Linked DNA regions of Homo sapiens: all the other regions are linked to region 3. The links are chromatin loops, found by intact Hi-C in ENCODE. Cell type or tissue: PC-9. All regions are shown on one strand. Region 1 overlaps LRRN2-AS1 (LRRN2 antisense RNA 1). Region 2 overlaps LOC105371693 (a long non-coding RNA gene). Region 3 overlaps LRRN2 (leucine rich repeat neuronal 2).

Region 1 (5,000 bases), 58 kb before region 3:
TTTTTGAGATGGGGTCTTGCTCACTATGTTGCCCAGGCTGATCTTGAACTTCTGGGCTCAAGCCATCCTCCTGCCTCAACCAGCCAAGTAGCTGGGATTACAAGCGAATGCCACAGCACCTGGCTGCTCATTTCCTTTTAGCGCTGAATAATATTCCATTGTCTGGATGTACCACAGTTTATTTATCCTTCCACCTCCTGAAGGACACCTTGGTTGCTTCCAAGTTTTGGCAACTAGGAACAAAGCTGCTATAAACATCTGTGTGTGGGTTTTTTTGTGGACATAAGTTTTCCACTCATTTGGGTAAGTACCAAGGAGTGCGACTGCTAGATTATATGGTGAAAGTATGTTTAGTTTTGTAAGAATCCATGAAACTGTCTTCCAAAGTGGCTGTACCATTTTGCATCCCCACCAGAAATGAATGAGAGTTCCTGTTGCTCCACATCCTCACTAACATTTGGTATTATCAGTGTTCCAGATTTGGGGCATTCTAATGTATATAGTGGTATCACTTTGTTTTAATTTGCATTTCCCCAATGGCATGTGACGTGGAGCATCTTTTCATATGATTATCTATCATTTGTACATCTTCTTTGGTGAAATGTCTGTTAAGGTGTTTGGCTCAGTTTTTTCTTTTTTTATTTTTATTTATTTATTTATTTTTTTATTTTTTTGAGACAGAGTCTCGCTCTCACCCAGGCTGGAGTGCAGTGGAGCGATCTACGCTCACTGCAACCTCCGCCTCCAGGGTTCAAGCTATTCTCCTGCCTCAGCCTTCTGAGTGGCTGGGATTACAGGCACACGCCGCCATGCCCACTAATTTTTGTATCTTCATTAGAGTCGGGGGTTTGCCATGTTGGCCAGGCTGGTTTTGAACCCCTGACCTCAGGTGATCCTCCCGCCTCGGCCTCCCAAAGTGCTGGGATTACAGGCGTGAGCCACTGTACCTGGCCTCGACTCAGTTTTTAATTGGGTGTTTGTTTTCTTATGGTTGAGTTTTAAGAATTTTTTATATATTTTGGATCAGATATGTCTTTGGCAAATATTTCTCCTAGTCTGTGGCTTGTCTCCTTCCTCTCTTGACAGCATCTTTTGCAAAGCAGTTTTTCATTTGAATGACGTGCATCTTATCAGTCACCTCTGTCATGGATTGTGCCTTTGGTTTTGTGTCTACTTTTATGTGGACTGTACCAGCCACGGCCTCCTGACTCCCGACTCCCGACTCCCCTGCATTGCTTCATCTCCTGCCCTCTCCGCTCTGCACTTTGAGGATCTCTGCAAACTCCACTCACATTAGCCTTTCAGTTCCAGATGGCCGGGCCCCTCCCTACCCCAGACTGCACCTGCTGTGCCCTTCTCCAGTCAACTCCCACCATCCTTTGAAACTCAACTCAGTATCACTACCTTGGGAGAGCCTTCCCTGGTGTCTCAGTCCAGCTCAGGCCCTGATTATATCTCCCCCAGCCACTGTACTTCCATTTCCTTCCATGTATCACAGTCATAAGATGCAGTTTCGCTGCAGCTTCAAGGGTTAAGTTCCATGAGAGCAGGTGGAATTTCTTTGTTGGTCACTGTCTTATCTTCAGAATCTAGCACTGTGCTTTGCATATAGTAATAATTATTATTTTAATAGCAAAAATATCTATTGTACCACGTGCCAGAAACCCTTCTAAACAGGTTACATATTTAGCTCCCCTGTTCTTCTCAATACCTCTGTGAGTATTTGATTATTGCCAGTTTATGGACAAGATATCTGAGGCCCAGTTTGCTTGAGATCACACAGCTAGTAAGTGGAAAAGCTGGGGTTCCAACCCAGACAATCTGGCTCCAGTGTTAATGTTCTTTATAATACTGGGTTGCTTCTCAAATGCAGTATATCTTCGTTGACTGAATGACAGCATGAGAGAGAAAGAGACAGAGGCAATTAGGAAATGGTAAGAGAATACAGCTAGTTAAAGACCAGAGTGAATGAAATTACCATTTGTCTCTGAAGGGCTCCTTGATGGTTGTTGATCGACTGACTGATGTAGTCTGGAACAGGGACATGTAACCTGCCCCAGCCTCTCTTTCCTTCTGGGGATCAATAGCCTGGGTCCTTCTCAAGGGGCATGTTGGAAGGATGCCACAGGGTGCCACAGTACCGAGCTGCCTGGGGTAGAGACAGCCTGGGCTGCAGGTAATGACCACTGAGATGTGCAGGACACCAATTAAAAAGCTTCAGTCCATTGTCTCCAGCAGTTCCGGCTCAGTTCCAGCCCTTTTTAGAGAAAGATACTGGATTGCCCAGGGGACCCCCAAGGCCCTTGCCCCCATTCCTGCATCTGGTCCAGGCTCTGGCCACATCCGGGGCCTTGTTACAGACTTTTGGGGCATTTCCTCAGCCTCCTCCAGTCACCCTGTGTCAGGAAATGTTGCTATCCAATTGTAATGTCTAAAAGGAATTTTCCCCGACAGTGAGAATATAATTGAGGAGCCTCGGGGAATGTTATTCTCCTCCCTGGGGACACCTGGAGAGCATAACCTCCATCCACAGGGCTGCAGGGCTGGTTCTGCGAGCTCATTCATTCAGCAAGTCAGGGCATTTCAGTTGTCCCTGCTTTTTTTTTTTTTTTTTTTTTTGAGACAGGGTCTCACTCTGTAGCCCAGGCTGGAGTACAGTGGTCCTCTCTGCAGCCTCGATCTCCTAGGCTCAAGTAATCCTCCCACCTCAGCCCCCTAAGTAGCTGCGACTACAGGCACATGCCATCACACCCAGCCTCAGTGGTTCCTGCTCTTTAAAAGAGAAGAGAGGCAATTTTCATGCAGGAAGCAGGGACTTGGTGGGCCTCCAGAATGAGAACACAGGCTTTGAAAGGTACAAGAGGTGTGGAGAAGGTGCTGACTCACAGAGAAGCTGATGTGAAGCCAGAAGACCCTGGAAAAGATGGTGTTCCCCTCAGAGCCTGCCAGGCTCCTAGAAAGCCTTGACCAAGATGGTGGCCTAGGACTCTGAGGAAGAAGTCGGGCCTCCCTGAACCAGTCTAGATTCCTGCTTCCTAGAGTTATAAGGAAGGTGTGGCCAAGCAAATATAGGACAGGCAGACATGCAGGGGAGGAATCTTGAGGCCAGAGAGGAATGAGCTTTCCTTACCCAGGAGTCTGGAATGAGATTCCTGAGGCCCAGTGCAGGAGGCCAGCAGATGGCTGGCACACACAAGTACACAAGTGCTCGCACCTTAAGAAGATTTAAGGGAACAGGCCCCGGGAAGGTCAGATGCCTTCAGACCCAGAATGTTGGCAGTCTGACCCCTGAGCTTCTGTGGTTAACACCTACCCCTTAGAGAGGTGGGGCAAAAAAAAGGAACTACGGTTTTGGGTGGCCTAGCAGTGCCAACCAATCTAACCATTTTTTCAGTGCGGTCAGGACTGAACTGGAACTTGGCGATAGGTCAATTCATTACTTTTGGATATTTCTGAGGAATTGTCCTTAACGTCTTAGAAAAGTCCCCCCATACCCCCCCCCTTTTCTTTTTTGAGACAGAGTCTCGCTCTGTTGCCCAGGCTGGCGTGCAGTGGCACAATCTCGACTCACTGCAACCTTTGCCTACCAGGTTCAAGCAATCCTCCCACCTCAGCCTCCTGAGTAGCTGGGATTACAGGCATGCACTACCATTCCCAGATAATTGTTTTTTGTATTTTTAGTAGAGATGGGGTTTCACTATATTGGTCAGGCTGGTCTCGAACTCCTGACCTCAAGTGATCCACCTGCCTTGGCCTCCCAAAGTGCTGGGATTATAGGCCTGAGACACTGTGCCCAACTTGAAAAGTCTCTTTTTTAAAATCTTGTTGTATTAGGGCATTCTTGCGTTGCTATAAAGAAATGCCTGAGACTGGGTAAGTTACAAAGAAAGGAGGTGTAATTGGCTCATGTTTCTGCAGGCTATACAGGAAGCATGGCAGCATCTGCTTCTGGGGAGGCCTCAGAAGGCTTCCAATCAAGGCAGAAGGCAAAGGAGGAACAGGCACAATGTATGGCAAAAGCAGGACCAAGAGAGTCGGTGGGGAGGTGCCACACACTTTTATTTTATTAGTTTATTTTATTTTATTTTTTTGAGACAGTGTCTTGCTCTAGAGTGCAGTGGCACAATCTCGGCTCACTGCAACCTCCGCCTCCCCAGTTCAAGCAATTCTCCTGCCTCAGCCTCCCGAGTAGCTGGGATTACAGGTGCACACCACCATGCCAGCTAATTTTTGTATTTTTAGTAGAGACAGGGTTTCTATATGTTGGCCAGGCTGGTCTCAAATTCCTGACCTCAGGTAATCCACCTGCCTCAGCCTCACAAAGTGCTGGGATTACAGGTGTGAGCCACTGCACCTGGCCCACACACACTTTTAAATGACTAGATCTCGTGATAACTCACTCACTATCTCGAGGACTCACCAAGCCGTGAGGGATCCATCCCCATGACCCAAACACTTCCCACTAGGCCCCACCTCCAGCATTGGGGATTATAATTCATCATGAGATTTGGGTGGGGACAAATATCCAAACTATATTACTTGCCTTATTATGTTAAGGGAAAGAAACCATTCATACATTAAATCCATTTATATGAAATTCAAGAACTGGCAACACAAATCTGGTGGTAGAAATTAAAACAGTGGTGGTCTCTGGTGGAAATTTTCTAGGGTGATGGAAGTATTCCATACCTTGATTTAGATGTTGGTTATATGGGTGTATACATTTGTCTAAACGTGTTGAATGGTACACTTAAAATCTGTGCATCTTACTGAACATAAATTATAATTATATCTCAAACAAACGAACAAAACAACTTTTTCTCTGTCCTTGGGAAGAAGAGATTTTCCCACTCTTCTTCATTGTAAAGAGGTAGATGGCTGGGGCCCCCAGGAAGCAGTTAAATGTGGTAGAAAACACATTGGCTTTGGAGTCAGGCTCTGATTCTGATTCTATTTTGCCATTTGTGGCCTTGGACAAGCTGATCTCCAATTTTCTAATC
Region 2 (5,000 bases), 62 kb after region 3:
CCTCTGGCTTCAGTATCCATTTAAATAGAGAGAAGGCAGGTGGGGATAGAGGAGAGAGACCAAGGGAACTAGAGACAGACAGACAGCGGAGAGGGGAAGAGGAAGAGGAAGGAGGACAGGGTGAGCGGGGAAAGAGGCGAGGCGAGTAGAAAAGAAAACGAGAGCGGAAAGAAGATAAGCAGAGGAAGTGGGGGCAAGAAAATGAAAAGGGAGAGAGATAAGAAGAGGAGGGTGGGGGAAGCTCAGCTTTGCGGGTGCTTGGCAGAGACTCCTCCTCCAGCTAACTGAGGAATCTGCCTTCCTAAAATCCATCTGGAGCCCAGCACACCCCAACCTGGGGAGAAGGAAGCAAGGCTGTGCCTCGCCTGGTGGCACGGTCCTGGTGGCGAGCTCCTGGGCTTCATGGGGATGTGTGAGCAGGGCTGTGCCACCCTCTGTGCCCACCTGATGGGAGATCTCTCCCCCGACCCCAGGGCCCCAACCATGCCTCATGCACAAACCACGTGTCTACCATTATATTCCTTTCTGTAGCAAAAGACTTGGCATGGGAAGCGTTCCTCCGTCTGCTCCAAGGGAGAGGCGACCTCTGAAAGGAATCCCCTACTCCTGCCCCTGGCAGTGCCCAGCCAGGAAAGGTGCAGGGTCTCTGGGGGTGAGCCCCCCACCTGGGGCTCTCTTTGTTCCTTTCTGTCCTGGGGCTTTGGCTTAGGAAAAGACTCACACACAGTGGAGTTTATGGGCACAGTTGGATGTGTCTGTGTTGCCATGACAACAGTGAGGGCTGCCCCTGTTTTCTTCTCCATTCCATACTCTGCTCCTTTCACAGGCTAAAACCTCTGTCTCTCTCCCCCATTCAAGCACTAACCAGGCCCAGGCCTGCTTAGCTTCCCAGATCAAAGGAAGTCAGGTGTGTTCCGGGGGGTATGGCTCTAGTGTCTCTCTCTCTCTCTCCCTCTCCCCCGTTCAATTCTCAATTCCTTCCTGTCCCCGCTGCACTATTGCTAATTTCCATAGGACTTAACCCCCCCTCCCCCATCCCTGTTTCTCCCTCTGGAAGGAGTAAAGCTATGCAGGTTTTTCTTCTAAGACTGCAGGTTCCCAAGAGCTGGTCCCCACCACTGTGGGTGGGCAAGCATCCTATGCTGTAACTGGGAGCAGAGGGGTAAGGGCCTTGGGCTAGGTGTGTGGGACGGGTGGGGCCTGGGGTTTCCAGCATCCTCTGAGAAATTGCACTCTTCTTCCTCAGGGTATTCCTTCAGCAAACCCCATCCTTGTCCCCAGGCATCTGCAAGGGCAAGCCTCTTCTACCTCAAAACTTGTTGCACTCTTTCTTGCAATTCCTGGTCAAGATTCTTCTCGCACTGTGAGCTTTGCCTGTTTAACTCCACCTGACCTCAAACACCAGGACTCCTCTCAGCTTTTAAGTGCACTCTGGAATATCGATCTGCGCTTGCTTCTGTGGTACGTGCCCCCGTCTACATTCTGCGCTGCGTTTATGTGTCCAGCCTCCTCAGCAGCCCAGGGCAGTAGTTTTGTCAGTCAAGCACAACTTGCTGTGCTCCCCTCCAAATCCCCTCCCCAGTACCAGACCTCTGTCCCATGGCAAACCCATTCTGTGCAGATTGGCAGGGCCAGCCAGCCTGGCCTCCTTTCTTCCACTCAGCCCCACCTGCTCACAGGGATGGGTACCCGGCCCACGCAAAGCCAGACAGTGCCTTCTCTGAGATTTGATGCTAGGATATAAGCTCTTTCTCTGGCCAGGCGTGGTGGCTCACACCTGTAATCCCAGTACTTTGGGAGGCCGATATGGGTGGATCACGGGGTCAGGAGATCGAGACCATCCTGGCTAACATGGTGAAACCCCGTCTATACTAAAAAATACAAAAAATTAGCCAGGCGTGGTGGCGGGCGCCTGTAGTCCCAGCTACTCGGGAGGCTGAGGCACGAGAATGACGTGAACCCGGGAGGCGGAGCTTGCAGTGAGCCGAGATTGTGCCACTGCACTCCAGCCTGGGTGACACAGCAAGACTCCATCTCAAAAAAAAAAAAAAAGCTCTGTCTCTGGCCTGTGAGCTGCAGGACAATTTAGGCTTGGAATTTCAGGGGCCACATTTCTCACTGCATGAAAAGAAACTAATACCTGGCAGGAAACAGTGTCATGACTAATACTTCATGTTTACGCATCACTCTGGGAATTTGCTGAGGGCAAGGGCTGTGTCAACCTCTCTCAGACTGGAACTCTCTAGGGGCGGGAATGGGGTTTACCTCATTAGATTGGGAGCTCCCCTAGGCAGGAGTGACTCTAAAGCAGATTAGGTGCTAAAGTCCTGGTAGTGTAATTGGTAAAATATCATGCATTTAAAGCTCCTCACTGAAGGCTTAATTCCTTATTCAGATATCTTTATAAAAATCCCACCTGATCATAAGCTCTACCTGGGTAGTATCTATCTCATTTGCCATTCCAGGTACTGAGTCTAAAAAGAAAGACAAGGCCATCTTTGCCTTGGGGAATTTGCAATCCTGGAGCAGAAGGTATATGTGCTATGATGGAAATACATAGAGGGTCCAGTGGGAGCATGGGGAGAAATGGAAACACTATCTCAGGACAGGTCTGGAAAATCTTCCGAGAAAAGATCCCAAGCCAAGTCCTGAAAGAGGCACAGGTGTTCGTCATCTGGGCAGAGTGGAGAGTGGCATTCCAGACCAAGGGAACCGCCTCAGCAGAGGTGTGAGGTGCTTGGGAAGGGGAGGTAGGTGCCAGATGTTGGGGGAGGGTGAGGCTGAATCACCTCCAGGTGTTTAGGGGCATCTTCCCATTCACTCCTCTCCCAGACCCTCCCTTGAAGCAGTCTTTAGTGGAACCATCTTCTGCTGTTTGGAATCCACAGTCCTTCAGGGCAGACTAAAGATCCTGGGCCATGCAATATGCTTCAAATGACCTCCTTCCTTAGCCTTCATCTTCGGGCTACCATGAGTCAGAATTCTCCGCTGCAAGTCCCACTAACCAACTCTCTCTGTTAGAAGCACAAATAAAATATGAAATTTACAGAAATATAAATGGAGCGATGTATTTCATCAGCTGAGGATACAAAGAAGGTCACAGATCTTTGAATACTTAAATCAGTCCTTTAAGCAAGCACATTTCCAACTAAGCAGAAAGTCTAGTATCTCTTAGTACCCTCTCTTCCTCCCCAGCGCTTGCCCCTGACAATGGATGGAAAAGCCCTAGGGCTTGTGTAGTGTGATGGGCCAGTAAAAAGATCACTGCAGAGCCGGCCCAGTCCCTGCTTCTATCACTGCCTCCTGAATGATGGCTCTGCATTGGTCTCACACAATCCAGAGGGGCTTCCCCATGGCGGCCTTTATGCCTTTGCCAATCAGACGCCTGCGCAGACCTGCTCATGGCTATGCCACTTCTGGGGTTTCTGATACAGTGCAAATGAGCTTTTACTCACCTGTTTTGCTACTGTCCCCACAGGTCACCAGCTAAGTAGCTGGGTCTGGGAGAGTTTCTAGCCACTGCCACACTAGCCACACTCTGTGCCACACTCTGTGCCAGAACCGGCCACTTTGCCATCAAGGTAATGCAGGCTCCAGTGTGAAGGCAGCTGATTGGGCTATACTGGCGCTTCCTAAATTTCACTGTGTGTGAGAATCACCCAGAGAGCTTCTTCAAGCACAGATCTGGGGCCCACACTCTCAGACATTCTGATTCGGTAGGTCTTGGATGGGGCCTAATAATCTGCATTTCTAACAACTCCCACAGGATGTTGATGCTGCTGGTCCAGGGGCCACACTTTGCTTAGCCCTGTCTGCAGTTGCCCTCAGGATGAATTCTCCCCTGGGGCCCCTTTTGTCTATTCTCACCGGTGATGTCTGAGGTCATTACCATCTCAGTCCATCAGGACCTGCTGAATTAGAGCAAATAAGAGATCAGCGTCCTGATCCTTTTCCTTTCAAGGGGCTCCCTGGGCGCCCTATGCAAATGTGTCTACATCTTCCCGGCTACCTTTGACTCCTCTATTCCAATAGTTCTCACAGTAGGGTCCCCAGACCAGCAGTATTAGCATCACAAGGGAACTTGTTATTTAATAGAAATCCCAATTCTCAGGCTCCAGCACCGACCTCCTGTCCTGTGCACTTTTGTGTGGAAAAGTGTCAGAGTGGCCTAGAGGCAGGATGGGCAGGAGTGAGGAGAGAGCTACTCTTCACTGGGTTTTCCACAAGAAAGGCAAAGCAGGGCGGAGTGAACATTTTAGAATTGGCTAGTTTGGATAATGTCAACAGGCTTTAAACTACAGGGGTGGTCTCCAGTTGCCTGGTACCTGGCCCTGGGATGAGTAGGGCAGAGGAAGATTGCTTCCCGGGGTAAAAGGGCCAGACTGAGATCTGGCTCTGGGTGGGTTCGTTTGCATATAAAAGGCCTGCTCCCACTGAGCCCATCACTGTCTCTAAGAATATGGCTAGCCCAGGGAGGGGCAGTCTGTCTCCAGCCAGAAAGATGTTTAAACATCAACACATCGTAATACATATAGAAAGTTAAAAAGATAAACAATACACCCACTGATTCAGAAACTCTGGGGTGCGACTCAATGCTCCGTTTTCATAGCCTTCCAGGTGTTACTGATGCAAACCACAGTGTGAGATCCGTCACTCTATTCCAAGAGCTGCTAGAAGGGCAGCCTTTGCTGAGCCATAACATAGATCCCGTTAGCCCCTCTCCTAACTTTACCTACGCTCTGGGGCATTCAGTGACTTTCCTAAGGTGACTGGCCGGATCAATCCAGCAGCTGTCAGCCACACACCAAGAGGCGGAGCAGGCCAAGGTGGCTGCAGAGTGCAGTGGAGCCGTGTCCAGCCCTGCACCGCAGGCTGTGTGTCTTTGGCCATGTCACTAACTTCTTTGTGTCTTCTCAGCAGAATGTGGGGACAGAACCTAATGATCTCGAAAGTCTCTTCCAGCGCTGCTGTTTCTTGATTCTCCTTATCACTCCTCAGCG
Region 3 (5,000 bases):
CTCCTTTCTCAAAGGGTAGACCCCTTGGCTGGCCTAGCAGCTCCCCCGACAGCCCCATGCCTGCCCACCTCTTCAGATCCTCTCCTCCTCTTCTTTTTCCCCTGCCCTGGACAGGAGCTGGCTGTTCTCTTTTGTGATTTCAGGTCTTTGAACCTGTTGTTCTGGAATGTCTTTCCATTCTCTTATTAGGGAGCTCATAATTATCCTCCAAGTGCCAGCTCAGTTGTCATCTCCTTTGTGACACCTTCCTTCTCTCCTCTTGCTCCCACAACACCTACCCTAGTTTAGCATGAGCCATGGCAAGTCCATCTGCCTCCCCAGACTGAGCTTCTCAAGAGCAGGGGCTGGCTGGGCCTCCCTCATCCCTAGCATCCCCTCACTTGGCATAGGGTCTGCACATGGTCAGTGCTCAATAAATGCAGCTTGGGGTAAAAGAATAAACAACATGGTTCCCAGGGCTAGCAGTGGGACCCTCTTAATAGAAGCTTCCTGTAAAGGTAGCAGTCCCTCCCCAAGGGTAGCTAGCTTGGGTCCTGCTGGAGCAGGCCTGTGTGTAGACTAGGTATGTGGGAGGTTGATGGTTAGAGGACTGATAGGCTCATCCCATCTGGATTCCACACCTATCTACTCCAAGCCACAGGGCAGGGCAGAGGGCTTTCGCCAGCTATCTAGTACTTTCTCCACCTTACACCTGCACAGAGAGGGAGAGGGTGAGGATGGGGTGGGGATGAAGAAGGGAATTCACAGTCATGAGCATTGACAGTGTCATAGGTCCAACTCTTGTGTGACTGGTATACTTAAATCATTATACAGATGGGGAAACTGAGGCGGCTTATTTGCCCAGAGGCATACAATAAGTTGCACTGAGCTAAAATTGGAGCCAGGTTGGTCTGGCCCTAGAGTAACAGTTCTTTTCTTTATAAGATGCTGCCTTCTGCAGAAATCACAAACAGCACCCCAAGGAAACAGGAACAGGGAAAGGCTCATGCTAAAACTTGTGTGTGTGTTGGCATCTCTCCTTAAAGAATGGGTGGAGAATGGGCTGGGTCAGTTGCTAAGGTGGCACTGGGCAGCCTTTCCTCCATCGTGTCTGGACATGGGTAAAAGAATGATTTCACAGTAGGGTTTAGGTCGACAAGGCACTTTCTCATATGTGTGATTGCATGCGGAATCATCATGGCAACTCTCTGAGGCAGGTATTACCATCTCCATGTACTGATAAGGAAACTTCAGAATGGCTGTGTATTAGTCCATTCTCACACTGCTATGAAGAAATACCCAAGACTGGGTAATCTGAAAAGAAAAGAGGTTTAATTGACTCACAGTTCTGCATGGCTGGGGAGGCCTCAGGAAACTTACAATCATGGCAGAAGGAAAAGCAAGAACCTTCTTCACAGGGCGGCAGGACGGAGTGAGTGCAAGCAGGGGAAATGCCAGGTGCTTATAAAAACCATCAGATCTCATGAGATTTATTATCATGAGAAGGGCATGGGGGAAACCACGCCCATGATTCAATTACCACCACTTGGTCCCACCCTTGACATGTGGGGATTATAGGGATTACAATTCAAGGTGATATTTGGGTGGGGAGAGAGAGCCAAACCATATCACTATGTTAGCACAGTGATTTCTCTCAGTAACAACCCAGGGCCTTTAGAGACCTGTCATCCCACCATGCTTGGCTACTTGCAATACCTGGCCAAAGTCTCAACCCCCAAAAAATGGGAGGGGGACCGGAGGAAAAAGTGGTGGCAGGGGAGGAAGACCTCCATGGTGAGAAAAGATGGGGAGGGGGGACTCCAGACACAGGTGAAATGGGAGAAGGGGCGTGGACCAGGCTGCCTGGACTGAACCAGCCCATCTCATTAGGGACCTGACTGCCTGTATTTTAGATCAGAAATACTTGACCTGACAAAACTTGGGATTTATTTCCATGCTTTCTTGGGGTAGGCTGTGTGCGTGTGTGTGTTATTTTTCGTTTAGTTTTTAGTGAACGTTCTTTTCAAAAAAACTACTCTTGTTTGAGTTGAAATTATGGGGAAACAGGGATAGTAGGCACCTGGGTTACTACAACCCAGGAGCAGTGCAGCCCCTCAGGGATGGCAGCTACAGTGGCAGACTCTGGGAGAGCTGGGGGAGCTGGCAGGGAGGAGGGAGAAGTTACATCCGGGGAACAATGGCTGCCAAGGCTAGATTTTCTCCCTTCATGAGAACCTGGGAGCTGGGACTCAGGCAAGATTCATGGGCCAGTCCAAACTGAGATGTGCTGGACAAGTCAATGTCCACCAGCTTTCAAAGATTCAATATGAAAAAAGAATGTGAAATATCTCATTCATGAATTTGTTATTGATTGCATTTTGAAATAATGTTTTTGATATATTGGGTTAATATGTTACTAATTTCACCTGTTTCTTTTGACCTCTTTAATAGGGCTTGCATTATATTTCTATTGGACATATATCTCTATATTCTAACATAGACTGTGGATTAGAAAGACTTAGGTTCAAATCCCACCTCCACCACTTGCTCAAGGACACTTGGCAGGTGAGCCCAGCTACAGCCACCAAAGACAAGATGAGCCCAGCCATGGGGAAAGAGCAACTGGATTCCAAGCCAGGGTTCCGTCTCAACCCAGAAGCTTTTACCCACTTCTTGTAGGGATGGCAGAGCCTCCACGAGTGTGGCTGGCTTGACTTTTGCTGCAATAGGCAAGGGGGTGCCCAAGAACTTGGCCTGCAGTGACTGGGATTGCAAGATTCTGATTCCAGGAAAGGAAGCAAGGAGGTTAAAAAAAAAAAAAAAAGGCTAGAAAGTTAAGGAGAAAAGAAGGCCTTAAAGAGACTGGTCTGGCAGGGTTAATAGTTTCTTTCCTTCAATAGAGATTTCATGCCACATTGAATAAATAAAATACCACACAATTGCAAAAGATGCATTCCACAGTATATTAGATACCACCACACTGTTACCCACATCTGTCAGCTACTACCATCAGAGTGACTGATGACTTATCAAAAGCCACTCTGACATTTCCAAATGAGATATTTTGATAGAGGTGCCATTCAACAGGGCCAAAAAAGCAGATAGAACTTGAATGTAAATGAGGAACATTTGTCACCTTTGTCTCACCTATTTAAAGGTTTCTTGTCTGACAACAAGGAAAGGGAGAGAGGGAGTGAGGGGAGAGGAGGTGGAGGATGGGCAGGTAAGAAGGTAAGAGGGAAGGGGAGAGAGCACCAACTCCAAAAGAGCCCAAAGGAGAAGGGCTGGTCCCTGAGAGCAGTAGGAAGTGAAAGAGAAGCAAAGCCCAGATGGACGGCTCTGATTTTTATGCGGAGTCACTCTATGACTCAGCAGGAAGGAGCAGTATCAAGAACAAAGACCAGAGCTGTCCAAGGTGGCAGCCCCACATGAGGCCACTGGGTATTTGCAATGTGGCCAGTCCAAATGGAGATGTGCTGGACATGTAAATGTACACCAGCTTTCAAAGATTTAATATGAAAAAAGAATGTGAAACATCTCATTCATGAATTTGTTATTGATTGCATTTTGAAATATTTTTGCTATATTGGGTGAATATGTTATTAACTTCACCTGTTTCTTTTTGCCTTTTTAATGCAGCTTGCATTATATTTCTATTGAACATACATTTCTATATTCTGACAGACTGTGGATTAGAAAGACTTAGGTTCAAATCCCACCTCCACCACTTACTCAGGGACACTTGGAAGGTGAGCCCAGCTACAGCCACTGAAGACAAGATGGGCCAAACCATAGGGAAAGAGCACAGGGTTGGAACAGGATGGGCTGGGGTTGGCAGCATGTGTGGAAACAGACAGTGGGGAAAATGTGAAGAGGAAAATGTCAGAGAGGTGCAGCCAACTGCACCTTCCCACAGTGAGAGAGGGCCTGGGCAGGGTGCAGAAGAAGCTGTAACCTCTCCCAAGGCTGCCCTCACTACTGGGTACATCTCAATGCCAAATCCCAGCATGTCAAGAGTTGGAAGAAGCCTGAAAGAGAATCCAATCCAGGGACCCCAAGAAAATAGGCCCAGAGCCAGGAAATTCCTTCCATGTGCTTTCCACTGCTTCCCCCGCAGCACCTCCAGTTCGTATGTCCACTGAATTGAGGGATGGTATCCAAGAAGCAACCGCTGCATACCAACAATGAGGTCCTCTTGTATGGCCCTGAGAGTTTTATTCAAGGGAGGCTTCACCTGCATGGACTTGTTACCACACAGTTGGTCTTCTAGCCTCGCCCCCCCACCCAACCTACTTTTTGGTTAGGTTGGTTTGATTCATTCATCCATTTATACTCTGCAGCTGTGTGCTGAGAACCAGGCCATGAGCTAGGGATACAGAAATAAATAAGACCCATCCCTGCCCTCCAGGACCACACAGTCTAGTGGTTTTGAAATGTGGAGCTGTTCAGACCACAGCCCCCAACCCTTAAGGTGGTGACCTTCCCCACTTTACAGCTAACTGAGATTACCCAGTGGTGGTGGCAGGCCCAGACAGAGATGGCTCCTGACCAGAACAGAGGCCTTTCCACTAGCCGAGCTGCCTCCACTGGCACATGGAGGGAGAGGCAGCTGCGTGGCGCTGGGATGAGGTCAGGCCAGAGTCATCAGAAGTCAGGTGGATGCACCAAAGCCCAGACCCTGGCTTCAGAAAGTACACCAGGTGAAGGGATTTGTGGAAGGCCACAGAGCAAATCAGCATCAAAGCCAGGACAAGAACTCAGGGTTTCTGATTCCTAACTAAACTCTTCAACCAGTGGCGGCGACTCAAAGAGGTGAATGAGCACAGGGCCAGTCTGCAGCCAGGAGCTGCAGCTGACTCCCTTACCTGCTGCTGCTCAGGATGCAGGGTTGGTTCTCGCCTAAGAGCAACCTGCTGAGGGTCAGGCGCTCTGGGCTGAACAGCCCCACATTCAGAAACCACTAGACTGTGAGGTCCTAGAGGGCAGGGATAGGTCTTATTTATCTCTGTATCCGCAGCTCA

The links. Hi-C counts contacts between places; a loop is a spot of excess contacts. Peaks named below come from ENCODE experiments on the same cell type or tissue, not always from the same donor. Only the 100,000 strongest peaks of a DNase experiment are listed, where the experiment ranks them.
Region 1: it touches region 3 in a loop (2.8-fold over the local background); 3 of 110 quality-filtered maps call a loop at or near these places.
Region 2: it touches region 3 in a loop (10-fold over the local background); 2 of 110 quality-filtered maps call a loop at or near these places.

The regions. Positions count from the first base shown.
Region 1 is chr1:204,586,510-204,591,509 of GRCh38, forward strand. The region is part of intron 5 of LRRN2-AS1 (LRRN2 antisense RNA 1); the gene reads left to right. Among named protein-coding and RNA genes, the nearest start is that of LRRN2-AS1, 25 kb to the left of the region's middle. In PC-9, no CTCF peak of the experiment used is centred here; a DNase peak (open chromatin) is centred at 2,512.
Region 2 is chr1:204,706,496-204,711,495 of GRCh38, forward strand. It overlaps LOC105371693 (a long non-coding RNA gene), which reads right to left. Exons shown (of 2, transcript XR_922454.3): 2 at 2,384-3,014. It also overlaps the pseudogene RNA5SP75. Among named protein-coding and RNA genes, the nearest start is that of LRRN2, 23 kb to the left of the region's middle. RefSeq lists enhancers at 2,464-3,433, 3,434-4,403, 4,404-5,000. In PC-9, no CTCF peak of the experiment used is centred here; a DNase peak (open chromatin) is centred at 2,166; H3K27ac peaks cover 584 bases.
Region 3 is chr1:204,644,369-204,649,368 of GRCh38, forward strand. The region is part of intron 1 of LRRN2 (leucine rich repeat neuronal 2); the gene reads right to left. Among named protein-coding and RNA genes, the nearest start is that of LRRN2, 39 kb to the right of the region's middle. RefSeq lists an enhancer at 3,132-3,802. In PC-9, no CTCF peak of the experiment used is centred here; DNase peaks (open chromatin) are centred at 2,923 and 3,323; H3K27ac peaks cover 1,717 bases.